Linked DNA regions of Homo sapiens: region 2 is linked to region 1. A link is a contact called in ENCODE Hi-C or POLR2A ChIA-PET data. All regions are on one chromosome and are shown on one strand. Each heading gives the region's core, a stretch centred on a gene start or an enhancer-like site at or near the end of the contact. The rest is flanking DNA. Distances are from core to core; before and after follow the strand shown. Region 1 holds the start of LINC02639 (long intergenic non-protein coding RNA 2639). Region 2 has its middle 110 kb from the start of LINC00702.

The links. A loop is a pair of places that touch in the nucleus more often than their neighbours do. ChIA-PET counts read pairs that join two places held with the same protein, here RNA polymerase II (POLR2A). Pooled maps may share reads with other maps.
Region 2: a pooled map shows a loop between it and region 1 (5-fold over the local background). The contact joins the enhancer-like site here to the promoter of LINC02639 in region 1. A Hi-C loop is called at or near these places in 6 of 50 pooled maps. POLR2A ChIA-PET finds 5 or more read pairs at or near these places in 6 of 52 experiments (B cell, CD8-positive, alpha-beta memory T cell, activated B cell and 3 more).

What each region holds. Positions count from the first base shown.
Region 1 is chr10:3,829,314-3,836,788 of GRCh38, forward strand. It overlaps LINC02639 (long intergenic non-protein coding RNA 2639), which reads left to right and starts at 4,637. Exons shown (of 2, transcript NR_134490.1): 1 at 4,637-4,924; 2 at 5,168-5,415. RefSeq lists enhancers at 97-685, 686-1,274.
Region 2 is chr10:4,126,873-4,134,347 of GRCh38, forward strand. No RefSeq gene overlaps it. Among named protein-coding and RNA genes, the nearest start is that of LINC00702, 110 kb to the right of the region's middle. RefSeq lists an enhancer at 913-1,552 and a silencer at 1,291-1,491. Within about 2 kb of position 4,844, at least 8 of the 41 ENCODE cell types and tissues checked have a DNase peak (open chromatin) inside an H3K27ac peak, as active enhancers do; they include B cell, where a contact is called at or near this core.

The DNA.
Region 1 (7,475 bases), core at 3,387-5,886:
GAATGACTTAGATATGAAGGAGACACCCACCTCTATATATTCCTAGCCCCTAAGTACCATATTTAGAAAGTAGTTAAATTCTACTGCATTTGTCTGGGAACTTCAATAGAAAAGACCCATACAAACAAAACCGTATTCTCTTCTCAAAAAACAAAACAAGAAAGTACAAGAGCTTCCCATGAGGGTGTCTTTCAGTGCCTGAACTTGGTGTTTGATAGGACCAGGACATGTGGAAGCTTCTGGAAGGCCTGTCCTGTTGCACTCACTCCCTCTGCACTTCCTGGGCACTGTCTGGGGTCTCTGTGCCTGTGTCCCTGTGGACTGAGAGCTGGGCTGAGGAGGCTGTTTCCTGACAATGCTTAGGATGCCTCAGTCTCCAAGGAGAGGCTCTTCCTGAGCTTGTAGCTCAAAGATTATCTTGCTACCTGGCACTTGAGCATGGGGGGACCGACTTTGCTTCCATCCTCCCAGGCAGGTTGCCCGACCTTCCTTTGTGCCACCACAGAACTCCACATTCATCCCTAATTTGGATGTGAAAACTGCCCAGCAGGGGAATGAGCCGCCCCAGGCTGAGGGCCTTGTGATTTATCTCTGTGTTCCCAGTGCCTAAAGCAGGACCAGGCACAAAAGGGGCTCAAGTTGGTGTTGATGTGAAAGAGCCCATGAATTCATGCTTGTCCTATGAGCCAAGCCCAGGAGTTTGGTGCTGGAGTTACGTGGCCCACTGGGCCGTGTTTTCCTGTGCCTTGGGGGCTGCGTATCGAAGCCCTTGCACTTCTGGGGAGAATATCCTTCTAAGGCCATTCTCAAAGTTGAGTGCCCTCTGCAGGGGGTGTGGTGGGGGAGGCAGCGGTGGAGAAAATGAACCGGGGACCCTCCCTATCTTATCCCTCTCTTAGACACTCAAAATGCCCCTGGCATATTTTAGGGCTCTAAGAATTCACGAAAGTCTGCTAAACATTATTTCAGTTAGTATTTCCCATATTAATTGACCATATAGAACTGTTTAAAAAATAGACCTCTTGGCTGGGCACGGTGACTCACACCTGGTGGCCCCCAGCACTTTGGGAGGCCGAGGCGGGCAGATCACCTGAGCTCAGGAGTTCCTGACCAGCCTGGCCAACGTGGCAAGACCCCGTCTCTACTAAAAACACAAGAATTAGCCAGGCATGGTGGGACACGCCTGTAGTCCCAGCTACTCGGGAGGCTGAGGCAGGAGAATTGCTTGAACCTGGGAGGTGGAGATTGCAGTGAGCCGAGATCATGCCACTGCACTCCAACCTGGGTGACAGAGCAAGACTCTGTCTCCAAAAAAATAAAAATAAAACACCTCTTATCCCTGGAAGCAGCTCCCATGGAAGAGTAGGAAGCGATGTCATGATCTCACCTAAGAGGACGTTGAATTTGGACCTGGTTTGCGTCCCGCCTCTGAGGCTCCCCATACCTTCTGACCATTGGCATGTACGGTACCTTCTCAGCAACATGTGGATAATATTAGGAAGTAGAAACAACACTTGGGAATTCTAGCACAATGCCTAGAACACAGTAATCATGTCATATGCTACATACCAGCAGGGAACAGAGCTGCAGAAAATGCTAAAACTGATTTGATAAAAGAGGCTTTTTTTTTTAACCAGTTGTATGAAGGCCTTCAGACTGGCTGTCTGCACCTCTAAATACCTGTCATCTAGATTAGGATTTTAATATCATCTATTTAAAAAATATTAATATGCCCACTGTTTGCTTTTCTATTATTGACTCAAGCATCAGAGCCAATTAAGAAAGGGTTCCAGACAACAGGCCCCAGCACACTCAAAAAGTAAACAACACATTCTTCTGAAATGCCATACTTTGCACTGAGCTCAGAAGAGTCCTGCAGTGAAATGTTAAAGAGTCTGATAACAGTTTGTGAGACAAACACAGACAGGGCGGAGCATGCAAATCAGGACATCCATTTTTTCCCATTAGGGAGATGAGATTTTAATCTGTTTTCAAAATGATGGAGAAATGTTTGAACTTCTACACAGAAGTAACCCTTTCCCCAGAAAAGGAGAGGGTTTTCTGCAAAATGCCACCAAAAATTATAAGCAATTCCTATTTCAAATAGTATCTGTAGAGATTTGATTTGCATCCTAAATAGGGATTTGCAGATTAGCTATTTATAGCATTCCATACACAGAATGCCAACTGATTTTAATACCACTCCTGGGCTTTTGTAATAGGAGATGAAAGGGGAAAAAACAACTTTCCGAAACGTACAGCTTTATTTTTTCCCATTTATTTAATATTTGGAAAGATCAGCTGTATATTGCAAAAGTGGTTATTTTGTTTGAGATTAGCTTTCTTTCAGAAGTTAAATCAATTTTACTTCTGTTGTATTCAACTGCCGTGATTTAGCTGGAACATGGAAACACAGAAAATGAAGGCGGGGAACATGCCTTCATTTGGCATCAGGCTTGGACAGAAGAGAGAGAATTTCCCATTTCCTATTGAAAGAACATCTGCATCAACATTTTCTAAACAACACTGAGCATTACATTAAAATGATATCTTCGATGTATTGTTTCTACTTGGAGAAATTACACAGGCTACAAAAGAGTCACTTCTCCGGATGAATGACATAATAGGGACACAGGCAATCATATCATTGTGATGACTTTTAGAATCTGTAATTTGCACCCCTCTTGTTGGTGCCCTAATGATACTGCCATGAACTTATGTAACAGCATGAAGAATTCTGGATGTTAAAAATTAAGTCTCATATTTGTTCTTATATCCAATTTAACCTGAATTAAATGTATGCTTTGGGAGAAATTGTAGTTGGAGCAGTTTTAGGTTGCTTGGGTGCATCTGAAAAGTCACGACATACCATAGAAATAAAACAGCTTCATTTTGTTTAGTAAGCACTTACTAAATGTCTGCTCAGCAAAGGTATAAGGCAATGGAAGTATGAGAATGAATTTGTAATTACAGTAAAATGACCAGACAGCCAATTTCCTCAAAAATTAAGGAACGGCCGGGGGTGGTGGCTCATGCCTCTAATCCTAACACTTAAGAGGCTGAGGCAGGCAGATCGCTTGAGTCCAGGAGTTCAAGACCAGCCCTAGCAATATGTGAATCCCTGTCTCTACAAAAAATTAGCTGGACAAGATGGTGTATTCCTGCAGTCTCAGCTACTCAGGAGGCTGAGGTAGGAGGGTTTGAGCCCAGGAGACAGAGTTTGCAGTGAGCTGAGATCACACCACTGCACTCCAGCCTGGGCAACAGAGTGAAACCCTATCTCAAAAACAGCAAAAATAAAACAGAAACAGAAAAGAGAAAGAAAGGAGTTTCATATATAACAGTTTGGTGATAGTGTCTCCATTTTCATAACTTTTATGTGAACTAATCGTTTTCCCTACAATTACTCTGTGAAGAAGTTCATGTACTATAACTCCCATTTTATGAGTGAAGAGACAGAGATTTAAATTTCAAGGTGTCCTATGGTTAATCACTTTCTTCAGGATGAAGACCACAGCCACGTATCCTGTCTTTTTGTTCAGTGCTTTAACTTTATTCAACGGTAATAGCTTATGAAATGAAAGAGATGAAAATATCTTACCATTCATCAAGTGGACGAGGATGATGTTTAAGGAAATGTAATAGACCATCACTGAAATACAAAACTCTTTCTGTCAGTATCTTTATTCTCTAAACACTGGCTAATATTGCAGAGCCTGGAGGCAAGTTTATGTCTTTCTTTTAAAGATGCTTATCAAAGTATAAAGCATTATTTGAAATCAATTGAAAGGAGATTTTTTTCTGAAGGCAGTGTCTGGCTAGTCTTGAAAAAGAGAAGACATTTTCTGAGAATCCCACTGGGAAAGACAGAATCTTTATAGAGGCAGAAAAATAAAGGTCTGTAGACAACCAGAGCTGACATGAATGGAACAGTTTAGAAAAGACACACAACATCCCGACGGGAGGCCGCGTTCCTGGAAAGCTAGACTATCACACAGCTGGCAGGTGGAAAATAAACCCTTAGACATCTCATGCCTGTATCAGGGAGTCTGTCAGGGGGGTGGTGCCCTAAGATGTCGTGGGCACAGGTGCTGTCAAATATTTTGAAGTAACCGGGTGTGGTGGCTCACACCTGTAATCCCAGCACTTTGGGAGGCTGAGGTGGAAGGATCACTTGAGCCTAGGAGTTTGAGACCAGCCTGGGCAACATAGTGTGACCTTGTCTCTACAAAAAAATTTAAAATTTAGCCAGGCATCGTGGCATCCACCCCTAGTCCCAGCCACTTGGGAGGCTGAGGCTGGAGGATCACTTGAGCCCTGGAGGTTGAGGTTGCAGTGAGCTGTGATTGCACCACTGAACTCCAGCCATGGCAACATAGCAAGACCATGTCTCAGAAAAACAAAAAAAAAAGAAAAAAAATAAAAACCAAACAAACAAAAAAGTGATATTCCAGGGTTTTCCTAAAGTGCTCCCAAGGTTCCCTGGCTCAGACCAACACCTGTTCAGAAGTCCTCCTGCCCGTCCTGAACTGCTCCAGTAATCCCTCATTCAGAGGACGGGATTACAAGGATTCTTCTGAGCAGCTGCTGTGCCCCAAGGATGCTCCCAGGGCTTGTCCTGTACCCTCTGAATGGCAGTAACAGTGACACTCCAAGACCAAGAGAGAGGCCGCCCTGGTGGGGTTCCGCTTGCTCACTCGCGCGTGGTGCAGTCTGGGGCACATTATTTATTTAAGCCATGTGAACTCCAGCTGCCAACCTAAAATGAGGATGATGCTACTATCTACTTCATGGATTATTCTGAGGACAAAAGGAGCTAACCCACGTACAATGCACGGCTCTCCACCCAGGACTAAGAAAGGTTCACTGCAGTGGCTTCTGTTTTTGATGCTGTATCAGTAAGTCATCAGTTTAATGAAATGAGGTAAGTACTACATCACCCTCAGTCCAGGGAAAACTAAGTGTCTTATCCAAGGATGTACGTCTGCAGGAGGGTAGCAGGGGAGAATGGGGCCGGCTGGATCCCTAGTAGTTTCTGAGATCCAAAGACGGTTTCTAGAGTAGCTCTTGAGGACAACCAGCTGTCATACAATACGTACTCATAGGAAAGGCTTTGAGAAGGATTAAATGCATCTGTGTTTGAATTTTGTGTATCCCTCCTCCTCAGCAACACCTGATCCCTCTGTCTGAGACACATGGATGAGATTCCTGAGAAGGAAGCTGGGCGGTTGTTTCTTGGTTTGGAGCAGAGGAGGAAGTGTTACATATGGTGTTGAGATGCTGGCACTGGATCTCACCCTTCCTCTGTATGACTGTCCTTCATGTGATAGGACCACACTTGTCACCGTCCTACCTACATCCCAGCGCCAGTCTCCACCTCATCCAGAGGCGGTTAATAAATGCTCCCTCAATGGATGTCAAACAAGTTTTCATTATGTGTAAGAACGATTTCTAAAACCAGGTCTTATTGTCCCCTTGACTGTGGTCAAAAAATGTTTAGAATTATAGATAGATAGTCACAAAACATTGAAATCCCTATGGTGAAATTATCATCAGCTCTATTTTATATTAGGTTGCCAATTTCTGCAGACTAGATTATTATCTTGTGTAGGGAAGCCACTGGGTTTATTCATCTTTGTTTCAGTAAATGTGCATATCACCCAGTTCTTTTTCATTTGCCGCCTCAGAAAACATTCTTGCTATTGGATTAAATTTAAAAAGATTAAGTAATAATTTAAAGATTACTAAAAAATATCATGATTTATAGTCTTTGAAGAAAATGAAGAAGGTCAAAAGTTTAAGAGACCTCAGTGAAGTTGTACAGAATTGCAAAACAATTAGTATATTTACTCAACAGTTTTCAGCAATATGTACTAAATTGGTTGAATTAATGATGGCATTTAATATTAAACACATTTTAACTTTTTTATTCTAATTAATAAAACTTTGAGCTAAAGGTATCTTAAATATCTGTTATATTGAACTGAAAATTGCCCATGATATGGGCATAAAATGTCTTACATATATTCCTCTTATAAATGTTTTATATACTTAAGAAAATTGTATTCTATACACATATAATTGAATCTTTGTTAGTTATTCTAACATCAGTTATACATCTGTAAAACTGATTTTTAAACTTGTTCAAATTAATAATTTCCAACTGTTTGTTAAATCTCTTAAAATTGTATTAAGTCTGCTGATAACTGTTAATAGCAATGTAAATAGACTGACCTATTGAGTAATATTAAACCATTTGTTTAAATTTTTCCTCTATGAGGGATTTGAAAACTACACCAACTTTACTGTTACTTCCTTCTGAGAAAAACAAAATTTAAATAAACAATTCCCTGCTCCTTCCTCCAGTACATAAAATATATACAGGTTTTTTTAAAAAATCAAACTACTTTCTGAATTTTCAAGTCATTTTTTGAGATTGTTCCGTTGTTGAATTATGATTTTGAATTAAAAAGAAACTAGTCGCTTAATGAGTTAGCTGCTTGTCAAAGGCAGACAGAAGTTCTGTCAACCGTTTCCAGCAGGAGTCGATTTCACAGCCAACGACAATCAGCAGAAGCAAGTTTACAAATTACAGGCTGAGGACAATGGGGCAGAGATAAGCTACTCTATTAAAAGCAGGAAAACACAGAGGCCCCACTCTGCTTGCTTCGCAGGACTTCCCCATGGAAGTTCCTGCTTTGCAGCTTAGTATTCCCCTCGAAGCATGGGTGCTGTTGCTAACAACACAGCAGTGGCTGGACTTGCTACTGATGCTCTCTTAGGGCATCCTGGTTGGTTCAGTGTATATGGCAGACCCCATATATCTTTAAAAGTTATGGGACTCATAGATGTTTAAATCTGTGCCACAGAATTCCAACATGCCAGCTACTCTCTCATCAATACAAGTCAACAACAGCATGGCACTGTCTTTTTTCTCCCCAATTTGTATAGATTATAGTGTGGCCTCAGTTTTTTTTCTTGTATTCCTGCTATACCTAAATACTTTCTGGAAAACTCATACTTAATTTTAAAGGTATTTATGATCATATGCATTTGTATCTCTAGCTCTCTTGTATTGTAAAGCATTCGTATCTAGAGCTAGAGTAAATGTGAAACTGTCTGATATTTTTCACTTTGTTTTAAAACTGCATGGGTAGCAATGTCTTCAATCTTAGCTTCGTGGAAAATAGCATTTCTACATTTCCTGGATTTGATCCAACTATTGAAATTGAAAATTGAATTGAAAATTGGAGCCACACATCTTGTCAAGTCCACCAGTGCTCACAATTGGGACTAGTGGTTTACAATTACCCAGGGGAAAATCCCACTCTAAAAGAACTCAGTCTCACCCTGACCAAATAAGGCATTCATAATGCAACACTTCTGTAATACTTATATTCACACTGAAATAAAGCTTTCATTTGAGAGCCATCTTACATACACACTCATATGTTATTTGTTAATATTATTTGTAT
Region 2 (7,475 bases), core at 3,594-6,093, 300 kb after region 1:
AGAGGGAATCATAGGGAGTCGGAGCTGTCTTCTTGTGCTGAGTCAGTTCCCAGGTGGGGGCCACAAGATCAGATGAGCCAGTTTATTGAGCTGGCGGTGGCAGCTGATCCATCAAGTGCAGGGGCTGCAAAATATCTCAAGCGCTGATCTTAGGAGCAGCGTAGAGAGGGTTAGAATCTTGTAGCCTCCAGCTGCCTGACTCCTAAATCATGATTTCCAATCTCGTGTGTAATTTCTTAGTTCTACAAAGGCAGTCTAGTCCCCAGGCAAGAAGGTGGTTTGTTTTGGGAAAGGGCTGTTAATAGTTTTTGTTTTGAACTATAAACTATAAACTGGCCAGGCATGGTGGCTCACACCTGTAATCCCAGCATTTTGGGAGGCTGAGGTGGGCAGATCACTTGAGGTCAGGAGTTCAAGACTAGCCTGGTCAACATGGTAAAACCCCATCTCTACTAAAAATACAAAAATTAACTGGGGCCAGGTGGTGGGTCCTGGCTACTCAGGAGGCTGAGGCAGGAGAATCGCTTGAACCCGGGAAGTGGAGGTTGCAATGAGCCAAGATGGAGCCACTGCACTCCAGCCTGGGCAACAGAGCAAGACTCTGTCTGGAAAAACCAACCAACCAACCAACAAACAACAAAAAAACCACTATAAACCAAGTTCCTCCCAAAGTTACTTCAGCCTACACCCAGGAAGGAACACGGACAGCTTAGAGGTTAAAAGCAAGATGGAGTCAGTTAGGTTAGATCTCTTTCACTGTCTCAGTCATAATTTTGCAAAGGCCATTTCAAAGTGACCACTAAAAGGAACTGGGATTGCAGGGTGCAGAGATTCAAACACAGTGCTGGGACCACTCTCTTCTGGATTTGACTCATGCGTGAGAGGAATAAACCTATACATTTTACTTAGCCACCTGCTTTTCGGAATTTGTGGGCAAGCTAGATTTTACCGAATGCAGACTAACCTGCTCCAACTCAAACAAAGAACCAGCTTTTAAAATTGTGGTTTATTATATAGGTTGTAATGTTTTGTCTTCTAGAATCTGCAGACACAAACAACCCATACGCTTCATTCCACAATTCACAGACCGTGGTCATTAGCAAAAAAGGTCAGAGGGAAAATTCATGGGCCTTATCAGAAAATTATTAGCCTGATAGATCAATGCTGTGTTTGAAGTATTCTAATGTAATCAACTGCCTCTGCAAAGTGAACAAAAGGAGGCCATTATGCAAATAAGAACCATTCATTTCAGAGGAAGGAGCTTTGGTTTCCTGGTACAGAGTCAACAAAATGAGGAAGCTGCGAAAGCCCTGGCTCATGTAGTTAACCTTGGGTCACTGTACCCTCCAGCCTCAGCACAGTTAATCCATGAATACTTGCAGTCAACAGCCTCTAAAGGTCACCAGACTCTGAAGTCCAGTTACTATTTGTTACCAAGTTTACAATTCAGAATTTATAGGAAATAAATATGTAGCCTGCATCACTAATGTGCCAAGCTTTGGGACAGGTTTCTTTCTAATTAGATCTCTGAAGGATTTTCCTGAAGGAGTCCCTCATGCTCTTGATTTCATCAACAGGCACTGTGCGGAAGCCCCTCCACCATGATGGTTTTGCTCAAGAAACCTTCATCTTGCAAAAGACAAAATGACAACAAATTCCGTTCCAAGATGCCAATTGGCTTTATTGACATCCTAGAATCAGGCAGCACTATATTCTCTAAAATGGAATATGTGTTCCAATGAACTGAACACAGGAGATTGGCTTTACAGATAGAAAAAGGGCTGAAGAAAGAGAAACAAAGAATAAAAAGTGTATTGGGTGCTTCCAAGTTACTTTCCTTGTAAGCCACTGTGTCAGAGGCATTTGAACCACAGCGACTCCATCTTGAGTGAGGACTAGGAAAACGAGGCTGGGACTTGCTGAGCTGCATTTCCAGAAAGTCAGGCATCCTTAGCTTCTAGATGTTTATTAAGCAGACCCAGACTCGGGAGTGTCTAGATATCCCGATATCTGGAGAACAAAGGCATTCCTAATTTTGCTTTAAAGATAATAATATCGATTCTTGCAAAATATAGTAATTGAGAAAATTAATCCTTTATCACAAACCCTTGTAGCAGAGCTTATCTCTTCATGATCTTTTTTATCCTACATATACAAGTATTGTACCTAGGGTGGACACATTCCTCCTCTTACTTTCGGGTCTGTCCTACTCTGTCTGTGGAGTAGCCGTATTTTCACCACTTTACTTTCTTAATAAACTTGCTTTTACTTTGCACTGCAGACTCACCCTGAATTCTTCCTTACGCGAAATCCAAGAACCCTCTCTTGGGGTCTGGATCAGAATCGCTTTCCTGTAACAACTGGGGCCAGAAAGAAGAAACAATAGAAAAACTGATGAGTTCACATGATGTGACTTCAGATTAAGGATTTAAACACAGGGAACTTCATTATCCTGCCCATTGAAGACTAAACCTGTCCTGTTCAGGAAGTTAGGCTATCTCTCTCCTGGTTCCTCAGAGGGCAGAGAACTGCTCAGTTTGGGTTTGGGTTTGGTAAGCCTGGGTGACCCCACTATGATTTGTCTGGTCTGTTGCGATCGCAGGAGTTTAGTCCAAAATAATGGCCTCAAATTTTGTTGAACAATCTATACGGAAAGCAATATCCACCTCTGAACATTTCACAAAACACATCAGTGTAAAGTGTTGAGAAATCTTTTTAACTTAAAAAAAAAACAAACAAAATCTCAAGATTTCACAATGTTTTTTGATTCTGACATCTCTCCCTCTCCCACCTCCATCCCCTTCACTCAAGGTGCACCTATCAATAGCTTGAAAAACACAAGTGTGGGATAGGCTGTTTTGGATCATAAAGTTCTGCTCAAAGGGTGAATCCATTAGCCACAAGTCACTGGAGCTACTGTCTGCAATGACAAATTTGTTTCCACTAATTGAGAAGCCAGTAAAGGCATCAACTACAGATGTAAAATTTTCTTCATGTACAAGAAGGGGGAAAAAACAGTAACTCCACTGTGGCACTACCACTTTGCACTTGCTATTTATGGGATGGTTTTCTTCACAAGGAAAAAAAAAAGTACAAGTGGGAGCATTGGCAACTGTTAATTACAATGAGATAATGATCATTCGATAAGGAAAGAAATGGATTATGAGTCAAAAAATAAATATTGTGGAATCTGCGTGTAACACAATGTTTATTTTGGCACTTTGACTCTCCCACTAAATGATCTACGGGCAAAATTCAGTTGCAGACCTGCGATCGGGGGCTCCATGCCCCTATGACTTGTGCTGTCTAGATGGTGAGAGACGCTGAGAAGCGACCGCAGGAATCCCATCCTAGAGTGGTGGCCTCCTCTAGAGTGGTGAGACCTGTGACTGACTTATTCTAACCAATGCAGCGGCAGGGATGGCAGGTCCTTGTCTTGATAGAACAGCTGCTTCTGTGGCAGGGATGTGGTACAGCTGCCACAATATCATCATGTCTGTGATATGAGAGATCGAAATAGACACCCCTATATCGACAAACATGGACCCTAAGCTAAAGGGAACGGAGTTACCTATGTCTCAAAGGTTCAGAGCCTGGCTGGTGTGGCAAATTTCCAAATTTACACAGGTACAAAACAAACCACACTCGCTAAGCTCCCTCACAATGGTTGCTATCAGACCCCTCAAAGCTCTGATTTGCAACCCAGACCACTACCATTCTGATAGCTTTACAAACATTCTTTTCTGATAAACAATGGCAGACTTGAAGGCAGCTTCAGCAGCTTATAGAGGCTGTGCACAAACTGTTTTTGTTTCCTGCAGTTCATCTGTTGACATAAAGGGCTAATCCCACCTCATTTTAATGCTGAAACCCTGCCCCAAAGTGAACACGGGATGTATGTTACATACACATTCACCCATTGCACATGCGTTCCACTCTCCTCTTAAATATGTATAGCTTTTCCCCCAAACTTGCAGACCATGTGTGAGTCTATTGTGTAATAAGACCCCATGAGGCATAAAACCAACCCCTTCCTTCCTTCCTCAAAGAGAGAGCACCTTTGCCTCATTCTACGTAGTTCCTGCTGGAGTCTCCTGTGGTTGTGGTTGGGTCGTCTAAATTACTACAAAGAGCAAAAAAGCTCTGACATAAAAATGGTCTCTTATTTTCTTAATCTTTGTGTTTCTCAGGTGCACTGTTGTGAAGAGACCTCAGCATACGTGTCCAGAGCAGTTAGTAAACATTTAGTGAAAATCCATAAAGAATTTGTAAATGCTCTCTCTATAAATCCCTACCTGGACTCTTTCATTTTTTCCCCCAGTTTCCAGTAAGAGTACAAAGTTATGATTTTTACACGAAGATTTGTTTTCATCCCCTATTACTGTACCTTATGACATCCTGGCAAATAATAACAATAAGAAATGGGAACGATAACAGTAATTCTACTTTTGAAACACCTTTTGTCTGTAAACATATATACACTTTCTGTAAGTGTCAAGGGATATATTTAATCATGATACTAATCCCCGAGAACTTTGTGTTTTGTCTCAAAATTCAAATAGACACAGGGCCCTTTGTTTGGACTTAGTTGGTTGCACAACGCTTCCAAAGTTAGCGTGTACTGTGAAGTCAACTGGGATTTTCAAGACATTTTTATGTACACTAAATATGTCTTAACATGATCTTAATGAAAGATGTAATAATTGACTGGCAGATGGAAGAGGCAGCAAGAAAATTGTAGTTTAGTAAAATAAAGTTTCACATTACTATATCAATATTAGGTTTTACACTAAAAGGAAAGCTAAATTTAGGAGCTTTATTACATACTAGCATTGACATGAGTCATTTCCTCTCCATTAAAGCAACCAAAACCCCAACTTCCTATCTTAGGCTATAATCTGCACCAGCCAGCAGATTTCAGATCTCAATTCTGCATGTTTGAGTTCCTCAAAAAAAAAAAAAAAAAAAAAAAAAAATCTCAGTTTAAGTTTGTACTTTCAGTGGAATTTTAAATAATTCCAAGAATGAGAATAGCTAACATCAAGCATCAGATATTAGTCAGAACAGTTTCACTTTGAGCAATAAAATTAGATCTCAGTTGAAATTTGCAGATACTGGGAAAGGAAAAGTGAAGTACTTACATCTTCACAAAATAAAATGACTTGTATCAAATTGAGCACACCCACTAACACAGACACTCACAGACACACACAGCGAGACAACACAGAGATACAGATGACACACACACACTCACAGACATATACAGCGAGACAACACAGAGATAGAGGACACACAGACACACTCGCAGACACACATGGAGATAGAGACAGAGGCACAGACACAGACATACACCAACACAGACACAAGCAGAAACACAGACACAGACACACACACACACACAAGGAGATGCACAGAGACACAGACACACACACACACACCAACACAGACACAAGCAGATGCAGAGACACAGACACACACACATAGACACACACCAACACAGACACACAGAGACACAGGCACATATACACACACCAACATAGACACAAGCAGATACAGAGACACACACACACACGCACAGACACCAACACAGATACAAGGAGATACACAGAGACACAGGCACACACACACACAGACACACCAACACAGGCACAAGCAGATACACAGAGACACAGGCATACACAGAGACACACCAACACAGACACATGCAGATTGTGTGAGACAGACACACGTGCACACAAACTTCACCAACACGCACACACCCAATAATGATAAATGCTTCTCCACTTCTGTGTTTTGGTGACACTAATAATCTTGTACTTTCTTTGACACAGTAGCCCATTTTCTGTTCAAAAGCAACAGAAAAATATGTCATCTAGTTTACTGTTTTTAGAATTGTAGGATATTTTTGTTTCAGCCTCAATAAAATTACTTCTAAGTCCTTCTAAGTTTTGAGTGTCTTCTAATTTCTTCATTCCTCTAATGAAAGGTCCGGTCATGTGTAGATATCACCCCTGTGGGGACCCCCTCACATTGCACCTGACCTTGGCTGTGCTGCTGTCTGCCTGTGGATGGAGTGGATTGACAACGGTGGCATTCACATGATGAGAAAAATGCTCCTGGGGCCGCGCTCCTGGCGAATGGCTTTGGAAATCAACAAAACACAGTCCCACTTTTGTCTGTGACCAGTCTTCATGGCATATCAGTTAGAGTGGTGTGCTAAATTTTGAGACCAGGTGGACAGAAGTGAGTTAAATGTTTTCAAGTGATCAATAAAGACAAATACCTTTATTGGGTACTCATCTCAAGCTCTAGGAATGGAAAAATACAAAGATGCGTAGTCCGTATTACTCCTTCAAGGAGTTTAATAATTAATTGAACATAAAATTCCTATATATGTGTATAAATACATATATTTTAATACCTACACAATGAAAACATCATTGTGTAGCAAGTAGTCCTGTAGGAAGGTTAAAACCTTGTTTTCATCCTTATCTTATTTTTCTCACCTCTCGTAATCCAAACTATTGAAGGACATTGTTGAAGCGAGTAACAAGGACTAAAGGACCAGAAGGTCACAAAAAAGAATGCATCACTGAAGAAATAAAAAACTAAATAAATGACTCAACTTTTTCTCACAAAGCTAGTCAATAAATTCAATGTTTTAAATGTGACCTGTGGACACCATTTAGACAGGTTTAGAAATATTGTATGTTGTTGAATCTGAGTCTGAATGGATTCAATGACCTTGTGAAGGAAACAATGACCCCTATTTTGTCTAGTGAAACATGTAGCATTTACAAGCAGAACCTACTCCAATTAAAATAGAACTAAAATTAAATTACTTAAGCATCCAGCATACTAAAAAAACTAAAATCATCATTTTACTCACAAGGTAGAATCAACCTAAGTTATTTATCTCTGTATCCAATCCTTAAATACTTCGTTAAACTTGCAAAATTTTAAAGTTGAATAAAATTCATCAACGTTTATCTGAGTGTGTTTCTGCTGTGTGCACATATAATTTAATATAATAAAATACTTATTGGATTTTGACATTAATTTTCATCTTAAATGAAAGCTGCTGCTATTTCTTAAATTAGGTAGACAACAGAGCAGTCTCTATTATAGTACAGTTAAAATCCTCCTCTGTGAGCCTATCTTCTGTCCTGGAATACACATTCATTCACTAAAGGTTAATGAGCACCTACTAGTCCACCAACTTGTGTTAAATCAATTTAAAAAAATTCCAGCCCTCATGGAGGATACTTTTTACATAATTAATTATAAATATAACATGTAAGTAAATTATATGGTATTCCAGAAAATGATAAGTGCTAAGAAAAAAATAGGGTAAGAGGTATCTTAAATGTTGGGTTTTGAGGGGTTGGGTTGGAATTTTGAGAAGAAAAAAAAACTGCTTAGTGTAGACCTCTAGTTGAGGAGATAACTTTTGGTAAAATCTCCATCATTAAGAA